Regions from separate parts of the Homo sapiens genome. Here region 1 is linked to region 2. A link is a loop called in an ENCODE intact Hi-C map of the cell type or tissue named here. Cell type or tissue: heart right ventricle. All regions are shown on one strand.

Region 1 (8,000 bases), 1.1 Mb after region 2:
TATCTTTTAAAAAGAAGTCTATGTACGCTGGGTTGAAAAGATTTCAGTGAATTTATAAAATAAAAAGAAGAATAAAAACTGATCATATAAAATTATTAAGACTTGAAAAATATATGTCCTTATTTGGAATCCATCATTCAATTGTGCAGTGTGTCAATGGGGCAGTAAATATTGAATGAGGATTCAATTTTAAGAGCACTTACCTACCCCATCATTGTTACTACTCATTCAATTACTAAAGTAAATATTTTACTTCTATGTTCACAATATGTTTCCATTTCCAAATCTATCCAAGTGCTCTATAAATGAAGACTAATATCGTGTCTCAGCTTTAGCACTTTTTGCCAAAATACTCTGAGTCCAAAATCAAATAACAAAACCATAATGCTGAAAGAGACCTCAATGAGTCATTCTTCCTTGGTTGAACTCTGTCTAGTCATTCTCCTCCACCCAAACCAACCTTCATCTCCTCTATTCAGCTGCTTCTCCCCATCCACCAGCAAGACATATTCTGAACCTAGAAAGGTAACTCCTTTCTGGTTCAATAATATTCTTTGTTTTTATAATTCAAAGATGCTGGCCCGGTGAGGTGGCTCACACCAGCACTTTGAGAGGCCAAGGCAGCTGGATTACTTGAGGTCAGGAGTTCAAGACCAGCTTGGCCAACATGGTGAAACCCCATCTCTACCAAAAAATACAAACATCAGCCAGACATGGTGGCACGCGCCTGTAGTCCCAGCTACTCGGGAGGCTGAGGTGGGAGAGTTGCTTGAACTCAGGAGGCAGATGTTGCAGTGAGCTGAGATCATGCCACAGCACTCCAGCCTGGGCAACAAGCAAGAGGCTGTCAAAACAAAACAAAACAAAAATCAGAAAACAAAGATGCTTTGAATTCCCATCACATTCATTATTTATTTTTGTTCATTGGCCTCATCATAATTTAAGATATCTATGTCTATTCTGGAACACCAACAAGGGATTATTATTTCTCACCTTAAAGAGCTTCTTTGCTAGTTGAACAGACTCTCTTGCTTCAAATCAAAAAGTTCCTAAGACCATGTCTTTCAAATTAGCTAGAAAAATATAATTACTGTATGAGTGTCACCACCCCAGAAGACCAACAAACTCAATTCTTAGAATAATGTTATACAGAATAAAAATGTAAGTATTGTGGTGGGATCTCAGTGTTGTTTATTTTTCCTTCTGATACCTTTATTGTAAACTAGAGGTGTTAGGATATGGTTAGTTATGTGAATTTTAAGTATAATATAGGTCTTTCCTGAAATTCTGTTCTATTTATTTTGGTTGTATCCTACTTTATACTCCTCCTCACTTTGTCCTCCAAAGTCCTAGAGCCTAAAAGAATATATAATACAAAGCAATATGGGAGTAAAAGGAAGTGAGAAAGATGAAAACAAACCATGGTTTCTTAGTAATGAGATTATTATAAAAATGTAAACCATAAAAACCATTACTTGCTGTAGGACCATAGTTTGGGTTCTGTGCTTTCTTAAGAGCCAAAGTTTGGGGATGTGGGGGAAGAGAGAAATCTGGTTATTAAACATGTCAGTGTGTATAAAACTAAATAAAAATAATTATAAAGAGCTCAGGAGAAGCAAGCCAGTATTGATGTGAAGACTGAAGGCTGAAGCGCCATGAAACATAATAATTACTCTTAACAACATCCTTACTTTCAACACATCAAATTCCTAAAAAAGTATTTCCAATGTTGGCCGTCAATAAAAGCCAAAGAGATTCCAACAAAACGAATTAAAGTAAAAAGAGTAGTATGAGTTGCCACAATTATATGATTGAAGTATATTAATTTATGAAGCCCAATTTAGTACATGTGTAAGTTTTAGGATATCTGGAAGATTGGACTTGGCAATGACTGTGCAGCAAACTTTACATATGAGTGCTACTCTAAACACTACAAATACAATGATCTGTGTGTCATGCAGTTGGTTGACATGCATTTTTGTCTATCAGTTTTACCTCCATTGTAAGATCTATAATGTAGGTTTAAATTGTAGGCTTCTTAGAGAGCAGTGTCTATATGTTATAATTAGCACACCATATTGTTATATGTTAAGAAGGTACACATATTTGATATTGCTAAGTATTTTCCAATGATGTAGATTTTTAGTGCATAATATTATGTCTTTCAGAGAAACCCTGTTCAAATTATGCTAGCCCAGGAATCTAACAGGTCGAAAATATTCTCATAGATGGGTCTACATAGAGAGGCAAATGCCAAGGGCTCATAAAATTCCTGTTGGCATACATAGAAAAGAAAGCAATATGGTGTTCCTAAAATACTTTAGATGTTACAGGGACATGTTAAAACACAGAGTGTCTAGAAATGTCTATCCTGGTAAAATCAATGGAGTTAAGCCAGGGCAAAGAACACTTACGGCCTGCAGATACGTAATTTATGCTGTTTCTGATTTGAAAACTGGAGTAGATTTTTAATTTATGATTGAAAATATTGAGTTCACCTTTGAACAGCTAGGTAAATTAGATTGCCCTCAAGTCACCCTTGAAAAGCACCACAACCACCACTATCAGTTTCAATTTGTAAAATGGAACAAATGAAAGAGTCGCTAGGGGCACTTTCACACACCTAGCCCTTCAATTATGCATAAATAAGAAACACCAACACCTCCAACAGGCAAATCAATTTTAAAGCGCAAGGGTTTCTATTGAGAATACTCTGTTCAAAAGTTCAACTCAGCAATGCCAGCAAGATTGCACAAATGAATCAACTCTAAAACCACAGTAGAAAGGGAACCAAGATCACTATTTTTTAATGGCCAATATTTCTCTATGTTAGATGCTAGGATGCCACTAAATTGTGTTTCTCTAAAAAAGCTTGGTGAATTTAACTTCCTGACACTAGATACTACATGTTTAAAAGGCCAGAGAAACTCAAAAGAGGATAACTAATGTAATTCCAGTTAAAGTTCTTAATTTCCTTCCCTTCTCTAACAAAACTTACAAGAATGTTACATATAAGGAAAAAATGTCAGTTTCACAAAGATTTAGAAGGTAGCAATTGAGTCTATGAATTCTCATTAAATTAGTCCTATAAATCAGATTCTATGGAATAACTCTGAAAAGCAACCTTATCTTATCCAGGAAAACCCACTGTATATATTTAAAACCTCATAAGAGACTATTACTTATGCTGTATATTGTATTAAGTAAGCCCATTTAAAGCATACACTATAGCTTCCTTAAGCCAATGTTTTTACAAGTTCATGACCATGATAAAATATATTGCTTTTCAGAATAAATATCCTTTATGCCTATCATAACTATATTATACCAGTTAAATTACACCAACATTTATGGGACAAATTTCCCTAGAAACAGACCGTGTTTAATGCCTGCAGTGACACCTACTGGTAATGAAGTACACCTAATTCTTAAAGATATTTGAAAATAATAGTATCCTCGGTTCATATTTTCATTCTCAGCTCCTTAATTCACTAGCCATGGCAAATTCTTTCTTTTCATCAGCTAACTTATTTCAGTAGCTTTTTGGTAACATAAATATACATACGAGTAACATTTTCTTTTAGAGAATAAGGATTTGTCATGAAGTCGTTTTTGTTATATTTGCTGAGTATGATGAAGAAATGTAATTTTTGTTGATAACAGATTTTCACAAATCATTTAACTTACGCTTATGCAAAACCAGATGTCTCTTCTTCTCCAAGATGCCTATGAGAGATGGTATTTCTAACTAATTGGGGAGAAAATAAAGGGGAAAGAAGCCTTTTGCATGAATTGCAGATCTATGGGATGGTCACTCCTACTGTCACCTGAGGGCCTCCTGGATATGTTCTGTATACTCCCTGTTCATAATGTGGTCTTTTCTCAGCATACTTGCTCATGTTGCAAACTCCTTTTGTTAATGCTCAAGACTGCCCTACTCAAATATGACCCAAGTCCCTTCTCTCTGACCTTATTTAAAGCCAGCTAGACGTGGCACATCTCTCCATTTCATGTCTTCCCCAAATACATGAGTCAGTCACGTCCTTCTCTCCCTCATTCCTCTGTACAAAGTCATATAAATTATTAAAAATCCTAAGAAGTATTTCCCGCCCATTCTACAACCAGGGCTTTCCCTGCCTTTGAATTCTCATTATTTTTTCGTTTATATTACACCACTAAAAAAACTCTTTACATACTCTTCTTTTGTTACTACTACTAATTACTATAATAGAGCCCATTTATAGATCACCCATAAAATGCTGGGAATGTGCTAGGCTGGATGTAAGGACTTTGATTCTTATAATGACCCTTCAAGTTAGCTACTACCATCTCTATTTCTCAGATAAAGAATCTGAGCTGGGCGCGGTGAGCTCACGCCTGTAATCCCAGCATTTTGGGAGGCTGAGGTGGGCAAATCACGAGGTCAGGAGGTCGAGACCATCCTAGCTAACACAGTGAAACCTCATCTCTACTAAAAATACAAAAATTAGCCAGCTGTGGTGGCATGTGCCTGTAGTCCCAGCTACTCAGGAGGCTGAGGCAGGAGAATGGCGTGAACCCAGGATGCAGAGCTTGCAGTGAGCCAAGATCATGCCACTGCACTCCAGCCTGGGCAACAGAGTGAGACTCCGTCTCAAAAAAAAAAAAAAAAAAAAAAAGAATCTGAGAAATGGAGAATTCAGATGCTTTGTTCAAGATAATAGACCTTGACAAAGGATTCTAAACCAAATCTGTCTTGGGTCCCAATCATCCTCTCCTTCCATTATCACACAAAATGGAAGTGTGTTATTAATAAGTTCTTTCCAGCCAAGTTCTGGCCCTGAGGCTGTTGGGAACATTTCAGCCTCTGTAGGTTGCTCCCATTCCTGCCCGTGAACAGTGACATCTTTATAGCAAGTCAGTGTTTCCTCTACTCGTCAGCAGAGTTTCAGAAATATTCTTTTGCTTTTGTCTAAATATTAAAGTTCCTGGGGGGTGAGGCATCCAGGGTAATTTTATGGGCAGTATCATAGAGCAGCTTCTGGATACCATGTCTTTGTGGCTGCTTGCTGCTGATGCAGTGGTTCGCCAAGGAAGCCTTTTTAAAAACTGCCAGTCTGGCCGGGCACAGTGGCTCACGCCTGTAATCGTAGCACTTTGGGAGGCCAAGGCAGGCAGATCACTTGAGGTCAGGAGTTTGAGATCAGCCTGATCAACATGGTGAAACCCTGTCTCTACTAAAAATACAAAAATTAGCCAGGCGTGGTGGCATGCGCCTGTAATCCTAACTACTCGGGAGGCTGAGGCAGGTGAATCACTTGAACCCGGGAGGCAGAGGTTGCAGTGAACCGAGATCGTGCCACTGCACTCCAGCCAGGGGGACAAGAGCAAAACTCTATCTCAAAAAAATAATAAATAAATAAATAAAAACTGCCAATTTGTACAATACTATGAAAGTGAATTTATGTTATTATACATTTGTCCAAACCCATAGAATATACGTCACCAAGAGTGAATCCTCATATAAACTATGGACCTCAAGTGATAATGGTATGTCAATGTAGGTTTATTGATCATAACAAATGTACCATGGGTGCAGGATGTTGATAGAGGGGAAAGCTGCATGTGTGGGGGGGACAGGGGCTATACGGGAATGCTCTGTTTTTTCCATTCAATCTGGCTATGAACCTAAAACCACTCTAAAAAAAAAAGTTTATTTATTTTTTAAAAACTGCCAATGCCTAGGCCCCATCCCAAATTCAGAATCTCTGGGGAACAGACCTTTATATTGGTATGTGTCTAAAATTCCCCAGGTGACACTTAGGTGAAGTTAGGATTGAAAATGACTGGGTTAGTGTCTTCTGTGTATATTGAGTGCCTCTGGCCCTCAGGATGCCTGGTGAGAGAAGGGGGCATGGTTTGTAGCTAAGTCAGCCAGCTGAGTTTGCCCTATCTGCAAACACTCTGGAGATATCTCCATGGTGATTTATTGGCTCCAGTTTCCTTTGAACGATAATAATTATAATATATATCTTATATTATAATAATACAATAAATCCATGTTCCTGATAAGAGACCACATGTGCAACTAACACAGCATACAACCACCCATCTAATTTCTGACTCTTTATCCCAGAACCTCCAACATCTGATTTTTTTTCTGTGCCCACTGAGAGATTAGAATTCCCAACAGTTCCACCATGGGTTTGATTTCTGTCCTTTGATTTGTCCCTGAACTCGTATAGCTCTGTTCTCCTCTTGTCATTACCTTTCATCAAGTTTACATCCAGAGGTGCTTTTTGAGATCATGTACTTCCTCCAGTGTTAGTTACCTGCCCAGTGGCAGCCCTGGCATGCTGCTGCTTCTACTGTTAACCTAGTAAATGTTAAATCCAGCTTTACCATTCACGAAAACTTTTACAGATTCCAGTACCAAAGGCATCATACGATCTCTAAGTGCATTGCCATTCATATATACCTGGCTCCTGGGCATAAGGTGAGCATATTCAGTCCCACTTCATTTTACTAGAATGCAGTCTTTGAGGGCAGACAAAATACCTTATTCATCCCTACCACCTACACCTAGCACAATGTGGTTTATCTATTCATAATTTATCTACTCATAAATGAATAGTGTTTATTTACAAATTAATCATGTAATCTTTCACTTACATAACTGCTGTTATTAAAATATGCATTTGGACTATTTTTTCCATTTGTGGCAATGAGAGTTTCTACAAACCTATTCAAGTGCTTCACTGGAACACTCTTAACCAAAGTCAAATTGTGGAAGAGTTACATAAACTAGTAGATTTGAAGTCATTATTTACCTCATTCTCAGCTTTCAAAAGTTGTCTATGGGTCATAATATGCCATTTTATTAAGTCCTTCATTTAATTTTAAAATATAAGTCATCATTTCCCAATCAGAAAAAGAGGTCCTCCTCCTCCTCCACCGCCACTTCTTCTTCCTCTTCCTCCTCCTCCTCCTGTTCTTCTCCTTCTCCTTCTCCTCCTCCTTGTTCTTCTCTTTTATTTATTCATCTTCTTTTTCAGAAAGGGTTTTTCTCTGGCTGGAGTGCAGTGGCCCAATCATAGCTCACTGCAGCCTCAAATTCCTGAGTTCAAGCAATCATCTCACCTCAGCCCCTGAGTAGCTGGGACTACAAATGTGCACCACCACACCCAGATAATTGTTTTTTATTTTTTGTAGAGACAGGGTATCACTATGTTGCCCAGGATATTCTCAAACTCCTGGCCTCACATGAGCCTCCAGCCTTGGCCTCCCACAATGCTGGGATTATAGGTATGAGCCACCATGCCCAGAACTTTTTTAAGGCAGAACATGGGACCTGCTTTTAAGTTCCATCTTAGCCACTACTTAAGTCTCCAACCACCTCCAAGTCACTTAATGACGAAACTACTTAAAGGGCGTATTATATTTTATAATGTATTTTTGCAATATATATGTATTTTTTATAATAAGATGTGTGAATTATGGGGCACATAATAATGATAATCACTATAGTTATTGTTACTATTGACATTCTCTTTACTTATCAATAAAAATGTTCAATGATGATTTATAATTTAAATATGAAATCTGTCCTCAATCTACCTTATATTTGGAAAAGTTTGCAATTTGATAGACTAGCCAATAGTCTTAGAATACAGTTTTTCTTTCCCAGGAATTCATTATCTAGAAGCAAATTGGCCACCATAGCTTAGAAAATATTTTGATTTTGTCAGGAAAGCTTTAATAAAGGAAACTATATATGTTCATCATCTATGCCACTCAAGTAATACCCAAATATTCTACAGATGTTTTATGAGGAATGGACAATCTTAGTTCAACTCAACCACCAGGTCCCTATAGTTTACGCCAACATCCTAGTTCTAAGAAAGCCTTGTAATATGTGCTTCAGCTGTCAAGAAAAAACATCAGATCAGTTCTACTTCATATAGAACAGTCAGACTTTGGATCAGATACTGGCATATTTAATCTGCCCAAGTTTGTTTTGA
Region 2 (8,000 bases):
ATTTCCATGAGTGTGTGTAGTATATGAGCAATCCTTGGTACCCTTACAAGCACGAGATTTGTCCAGCCTTTCTCTCCTTCCCTCCCTGCTTCTCAGTCCCCCCTCATCTACCCCCCACCAATCTCTCTCTCTCCATCTCACACACACACACATGCGTGCACACGCACGCACATACGCGCACACACACACACACACACTAGGATGGGGGTGGTGTTCTAGAAAGTACCCAAGAAACAAGAGGCAGGACTCTGGGAGGAGGGAACCGTGGATTCTTCATTGCAGGGGGGTTCCCAACCTGTCTTTGTCTGAAAACTGGGCACTGGGCCAGCCTCAGCCTCACGGATTGCCACTCTTGGCCTCCAGCCCAGTGATGGATCCGACTGTCATTTCCCTACCCCCAGCGAGGCAGGAGGCACACTGAGAAGAGGGACGAGCAGGAGAACACAGAGCTTGGCCTGGGAAAAAAGGTAGGAGTGGCAATGCTGGAGATAGGACTCAGCTGGGGAGGTGGGGGACCCCCTCCGGTCCCGGGCCCTCCTGTCAGCTCCCAGCTCCTCTGTTAGAATCCATTATAAACAACCAGGGAGAGGAACAACTCCATCAGAAGAGCAGCTCCAGGAAGCCTGAGGAGAGGCAGGAAAGCCAGGCTCTCTCACGTGGAACAATGAGCCCCTGGTAAACAGTCATCTTACTTTTAAAACTCTGGAAGGGGAAGTCAACAATCTTTGGGGATGAATTCAATAGTTTAATGTCCCGCACAAGCAGGAACTTCTTGCTTACACCCAACTTAAATCACTCATACAACAGACTGATCCCTATTTAAAATGTGTTGCCATAGGCAGGGAAATAAGGCTGACAACATTTGGAAACCGACAAAGGGACAGCTTCCATGAACTTCAGAAAACACATAAAAGATAACTATAATAGCTATAAGATTCTCCTGCTTTGAATAGGTGTTTTTTCCTGCACACTTTTTACATTTGGATATTGTTGGTAAATGTATTTCCCTATATTAAATGTATGGCATGTCAGAGGCATAAAGAATCTGAAAGCTCATCTAGCCCAATTTACCTTACCTTTCTGATGAGGAAATAGAGACACAGAGAGGTCAAGTGACTAGTCCAAGGTCACACACAGAGAAGGGTTGGAGAAAGAACTGGAATCCAGACAAAGCAGGCCACTTTCTTCTCTGTCTCTTTCTCTCTCCTCCCTCTCTCTCGTAATGCCTTCCTGCCTTTCTCAACTTCAACCTCATTTGAAAACTTTTAAGGAAATTTCCTTCCGGGGTGCCAGCTCATATATTATCTCTATTCATCTGTGTCTCAGTCACTAGACTATAAATTGTGTGAAATCATGATCCATTTCTGTTTTCTTCTCCACTGAATCCTTAAGATTCAGAAAAAATAACTGAACTATAGTAGATCCCAAGTCTTTGTGAGTCATGAATAAATTAGTGGGAGAGTGATAATAATGTCACTATTGATATAGCACAATCAGAGAAAAAGAATAATCAGGTGGTAGGTTGCCAAGAAGTTGCAAATGCCATCAGAAACCATGTTTTGGTCCCATGGGTTTTTCCTTTTGTAGTGAGTCACAGGTATTTGGCGCTGTGGAAGAAATCTGAATGCGTATCCTAAGAAGACAGTGAATGTGCAGGAGAAATTTGGTAACTGTTCAAAAGTCCATCTCACTCTAACAGGCAAGAACCTTTCAGAGTCTATCCACACAATGACTGACATCAAGTAAAGGAGAAGCCCATACAGATGCCAAATGAAAGCCTTACCTGGTGAACACTTCTCTGTGTCAGGGTTTTGCTCCCCAGTCATGTGTGTCTTGAGGCACACAGCCTCACAGAGTTCTCCAAGCTGAGATTCACCACTAGTGGCATGGCTGGAAGTCCTGAGTGATGTTCACCTAAGATTTCCAGCTCTCTGCTTTCCAGGCATATGGCAGGGATGCACTGCCTGGGACTTTTATAACAGGCTGAGGCCATGGAACCAGATCTAGCCAGTGAGTTGTAAGAAGAGATTTTCATTGCTGGTTCAGGAATCTGCAGAGCTCTTTCCATTTGCCAAAGCAATGAGCAGAGTTCATGACAGTGGTTGTTACCTTAACCTGGCTGCCTGAGTGAGGAGACAGAGAGCAGGGCCATGCAATAAATGTGGATCAGCGCAAGGGAAGGAAAGCCTTCCTTATTCCAAGCCACTAAGATTTGCACATTGTCACATAGTATGACCTAAGCCGACAGATCCAATGTGTGAAGTAATTTAAGGAGTTACCTAATGGGTGTGGCATTTAATAGTATTAAAATCTGTGAAGAGAAAGTTATTCCTTTTTCAAATCTTTTGTGGTCATTCGGAAGAGTCCAGAAGAAGCCTGGTTCTGAGGCCGATGAGGTTTTAACAGATCTGCCCACCTTCCTTTTAAACACAGAGCAGAACTTGAGCTCGGAGCTTACAGTGTCTGCTAGGATTTAATTCTATTGGTTTGTTTTCACATTTTGTTTTAGAGTGACCTCTATTTATGGAATGTGTTACTATGTTTTTAAATATATGGAATGTTGTAAACTTTCATTTGAAAATTTTGTATTTAAATTATAGTAATGTAACTAACATTTCCACTGTGCTTACTATGTGACAGACCTATTTTAGGTTGACATGTACTTATCTGTTTAACCCTCATAATAATCCTATGAAGTAGTTGCTATTTTTATCTCCACTTAATAGATGAGAAAACAGAGGCACAGAGGTTAATAAGCAGCCCAAGTTGCCCCAGTTAGTAAGTGATAGAGCCAGAATTCAAATCCAGATAGTCTGGTTCCACAATTTGTATGCTATGAGTTGATCTTTTACAAATATTATTTCTCCTGTGGTTCAGTTGGTACATGGCCACAGCAAAAATTATGAAGGTGGTACATGAATGATTATATTTTAGGAAACAATTATGTCCTCTTTTGTCGAGCAGGAGATTTGGTTTGCCCTCTTGCCACAGGTGAACTTTCACCAGACTCACCCACATGTATTCCTCTTCAGGCCAGAGAATGCCTTGCCTGGTTCCTGCATAGGGCATGCATGGCTCAGGAGCAGGAACTCCAAGCAAGAATCTTCTATGTGGCCATAGACGGAAGATGTATTTGTGAGAGATGGAAGAAAAAGAAAAGGGGCTATAGATGATCAGATGGGAGTGAGTGAGTGAACATTTATGTGAAACTTTTCTCTTCAGAGATATCCTCCTTCTAGAAGCCTTAGAGCTGTGGGCACCCAATCAATACATGCATGAGGTTCTTGCCACCCACATACAGTGCCAGCTAGCTCCAGCTGTTCCCAGGTCCTCTCTGTATAGAGGAATTAAAGGAGGCACCCTGATAACAATCCATTGATTAGGTATTCCTGTGCATTTTGTTTTAAGATTTTCAGCCCTTGGAATATCTTGTGTAGACTACTTACTACTTCAAGTTTTACAGCAAAGAAATCTAAAATCAATTTCCTCTTGAAACTTATCTAGCATAGAACACTCCAGTTTCTTTGTGTGGTGGCTCACTAATGTTATTGGGAAGCTTTTCTTGCTGAGATGATTCTGGCTTTAAGGCCTATAGCTATTCTGGCGGGGAGAAAACTAGCTTCAAGGATCAATGAGTTTGAAAGGGATCCTTTCCTCAGTCAGGATATACTGACTTTGGCTTCCCCTAGTAGGAAAAGCAAGTCTTTTTGAGTCTCTGCAGTCCCCATTTTGTTCTTGCTATATTTTTTATTGTTGTGCTGCCTAAGCAAATGGAAATAAGGCTAGTGGTGAAAAGATGCACAAAAGAGGCTCAGACTCATATGTTATTCAATGCAGCATTATTTGGTGGTGGTTGGGGTGGGAAATCCATATCCATTATTGATTAAACATAGGAAGTGTGAGTCAACAGACTGGTATCTCTTAGTCTTGTTACCTTCATCACCATTTCCTGGACAGCAAACCCAGTGAATCCTCTCCTATCACAACTTTCCCAATCAGCCCAGAAGACAATGCTCATTTTATTTTCAAGGAATTTATTATTGTTCCTCTAAATAATTAGAAATTACGGGAACACAGCTTCTCTTTCCAAATATTAAGAAAATGTACGTATTTAGGCAATAGATGGCAGTGTTTCCACAAATTTTAATATTGCAATAGCTCTTAGAGAAAGCTTAGTGCTCAGCTCTTCAGTAGCTTGCCGTGATCGTATAGTGGTTAGTACTCTGCGTTGTGGCCGCAGCAACCTCGGTTCGAATCCGAGTCACGGCAGGAGGGGAGAAGGTTTTTGGAAGAGAACGAGGCTGATCCCAAGCTGTATTACATCTAAACAACATTTGCAACCAGACATGCAATCATGAAAATCAATAAAACAGAAAGCATTATGAATATTTTCAACTTCAGGGAGATGACATATGCAGAGTGACTTTATTAATGCACTAATCCTGTTGCAAGTGTGTTGTGTGTGGGGTTTTTTATTTGCACTGATGGGTAATATGATAAAACTGGAGTGTAGTGGGCATGTAATTATTATTAATTACAACTACTTAAGTTCTGCTTTGAGCAGACTCGTCAAGTCTGCTTGCTTTTGAGCCTTGCCAGGGCTATACAGTAATAACAACCCTGAATTATTTGGAAAGATGTCAGCAGTAGATGTGGAAATCCTGTTTAACCAGGCATGAATTGTTGTTGGGAGGGTTTTTTCAGGATGACAGAGAGAAAATGAACTGTCCCTTATCAGTAATTGCAGGAAACATTTTGTTTCTATGATATGAACTGGCTGTAATTTAACTTTCCTGCATCATTGGATAATGTAAGAAGCCAGTTGTTGCTCAAAACGAAAATCTCTGAAGTGGGCATTTGGGTCTGATAAAGGGCATATTATAAGTAGACAATGGGGCTCAAACAATAAATAATGTCCATATATGGCAAAAAAATTTTTAATGACATTTTCCAAAAGACTGGGGTTTGTATTGTAAGTGGTTAAATGTCGAATTAATGTGAGAAACACAGCTTTAATGGGCCTTTCTCCAGGACTTAAAAACATGGACAATACAGCCTGAAAATGTCAACTGTAAGTATGTTATAATGAGGTTTTACTGCTCCAAAATTATACCCCACTATGTTTTAAATAAGGGGTCACCAGAAGGTGTTTTTTAATGCCCCTAACCCCTGTCTCACAGACAGCCTAGCAAAAATTCATATTTGTTATTTATGTAATACTAAAAATATTTTCAAATAAAAATATGTGCACAAACTAGAAACAGAATCTATCAAGTTCTTTCAGAGCCAGCAAATTCTTAGAAGTAATATTCTAGAAAAACTGCAATAAATATCTCTTCTCCCTTTCCAAGAAAAGATCAGTCTCTGATTATGGACCCAAAAATATTGGCCTCATAGCATTATGAAGTAAGTAAAATGTGCTTATGTCCTCTTTCAATACCCACTTTCAAGACTATTTTCTACTCTGAGGTCTCCTCTTCCTAAATATGGCAAATTCCCCAGTCCTCACCCCTTGCCCCTTATCCCCCACAAATTGTGCTTTCCCTTCTCCAAAGAGTTTAACCTAGGCTTTGCCTCAAGTCTGCAAGTCCTTCTCAGCTGCCTGGTACTAATACTGTTTCAAGAAGACAGCTGAATTGCAATTGTTCTTACATTAAAACAGAATAAGCCCATCTATGGTTATTTGTATTAAGAGGCTGAAAGTGCAATGAATTTCTCATTTGAAGAAGGAGATTGTGTTGGTCAGAATTCAATGGTCACAAGCTAAAGAAACAACATGTACTGATTTAGAGAGAACCATGTACCCAGGAATGGGTGTAGCAGGGGCTTAAGAAACAATTGGAACTAGGGAATAAAAGATGACCAGAACCAACTATCTCCATCTCACCCCATATTTCTTTCTGAATGTTGCCTTTATTCTCTGAGACTGACTTCTACATGGCAAGAAACATGGCAGCCAGCAGCAACTCCTGCCTTTTATATCTGAAGCATTGTCTCCAGCAGGAGATTACCTTAGTTACTGCTCAAAAAATACTAGGGAAGGATCTTATTGGCTTACCTTTGGTCAGGTGTCCATCACTGGACCAATCAACTGTGTACATGGGGAGAGATATATGTAGCATACAAGAGAGCCTCTCCATTGTCTTGAGGCCAGTCTCACAGTAAGAGCATTGCTAGCCCCAGAGACACCTCAGTTGTCTCCCTCAGAAGCTTTTCCCACTGCATGAGTCAGGCACACCATTTGGTGGCTACTTCCACCAACCCATGAGTTCAGTTGCCAAACTACTAACAAATTTACTGCCTTGTTTAAAAGAAAAGCAGTGGGGGAGGGGAAGTCAGAATATGACAATCAATCTGGACTCAACTTTCTGCATAGGGACACAGGGCAACTGCTTGGACCAGGGGAGCACTTCCTGTTTTCTCTCCTCTGTCTCACCAAGAGAGGCCTTTTTCCCCTGGATGACAGTGCTCCCAACTTAGCTAGGAAAGAGCACAAAACCTTCCTGACTCTACCAAATAAATCAACTTGAATTTGGGCAAGTTATCTAAGCTCTCACAGTAAAAAAAAAAAAAAACAAAACAAAAAATGGTGGAGAGAGGGGAGATGATATTACCTTGATAATTAAAAGAATAATATACAAACAAACAGAAGCCACTTAGAACAGGAGCACATGGTAGAAATGCAACACTGGTGCCTGGCAGGCATGCAACAAATCATATTTCTTCTTACTATTTTAAGGCTGCCTTGTGCACTCACCCACCATCCAGCCTCCATTGATAGACTCTCTAGAGTGAGTTTTCCATTAGCAAAAGGACTCTTTACCATTGACTTCAGAAGTTTTTTTTTAAAAAATGTGATTAAGTAGACTACAATCCAGGGGTAGAAGAAGAGTCAGGATCTACTGAGTGGCCAGATCCATGTCCAAGTTTGCAGTCCTGGTTCACTCTTCATGAGGTTATTGTGACTGAGTGTCATAATAACCAATGGTTGTTTTCATCAACAAAGAGTTTGCTGACATTGGGTTTCCTTCTTGCTGTTGTTAAAATGTGTTTTTACTCTAAAACCAACACAACATTGAGTTAGTTTTCAGAAATGTTAAAGCCCAAGTTATGAGAGAAAATTCTAATTTTGAATTACATTGAGAAATTATCTGCTTTTAAATTTTGTAGAATCATTTGAGAAATATCTCAAAGGCCCCATTATTTCCATGCCCATATTGTCTATATTTTATACCAAACGTAATACCTGTTCATGAAACATCAGGGAGACTATGATATAATCTTACAAAAACTGTCTCTCCAAAATGTCAATTATAAAGCATTTCAGGGCCGGACGTGGTGGCTCACACCTGTAATTCCAGCACTTTGGGAGGCCGAGGTGGCTGGATCACTTGAGGTCATGAGTTCAAGACCAGCCTGGCCAAAATGACAAAACCCCCTCTCTACGAAAAATAAAAAAATTAGCCAGGCAAGATGGTGAGTGCCTGTCATCCCAGCTACTTGGGAGGCGGAGGCATGAGACTCACTTGAACCTGGGAGGCAGAGGTTGCAGTAAGCTGAGATCGTGCCACTGCACTCCAGCCTGGGTGACAGGATGAGGCTGTGTCTCAAATAAATAAATAAATAAATAAATAGCATTTCAGGGAAAAGGCAAGCCATTCTCAAACTAGATTCCTTGACAAGTCTTTAATGAGGAAACATTAGAAAAAGGACAGAATCCTGATTTTGATCACATGGCTTTGACAACTGTAGTTTTCACCAGTTGCATTGTCATTCCCTGGATCCGTTTATTCAAATTATAACATCATTTGCTCATTGAAAAGTCAGGAAAGCTTTTTTTTTTTCTTTTCTTCCTCAGAGTCAACTACCATGGCAAGAAGAAGTCTTAATTCGCTGTATAATCTGTTATTTTCTGTCCCTCGTGTTGGTGTAGCAGCAGTCAGTGATCTACTAGAGTTTGTTCAAGCAAAAAAAATTTTACCCATGTAACTGTAATTGAG

The links. Hi-C counts contacts between places; a loop is a spot of excess contacts. Peaks named below come from ENCODE experiments on the same cell type or tissue, not always from the same donor. Only the 100,000 strongest peaks of a DNase experiment are listed, where the experiment ranks them.
Region 1: it touches region 2 in a loop (3-fold over the local background); 36 of 110 quality-filtered maps call a loop at or near these places.

What each region holds. Positions count from the first base shown.
Region 1 is chr9:13,347,369-13,355,368 of GRCh38, reverse strand. No RefSeq gene overlaps it. Among named protein-coding and RNA genes, the nearest start is that of MPDZ, 72 kb to the right of the region's middle. In heart right ventricle, a CTCF peak has its summit at 3,398 (motif pointing left); no DNase peak of the experiment used is centred here.
Region 2 is chr9:14,430,209-14,438,208 of GRCh38, reverse strand. TRH-GTG1-6 (tRNA-His (anticodon GTG) 1-6) reads left to right here and starts at 4,198; the gene lies at 4,198-4,269. It also overlaps a transcript of NFIB not described here. In heart right ventricle, a CTCF peak has its summit at 4,127 (motif pointing right); DNase peaks (open chromatin) are centred at 337 and 4,249; H3K27ac peaks cover 5,836 bases.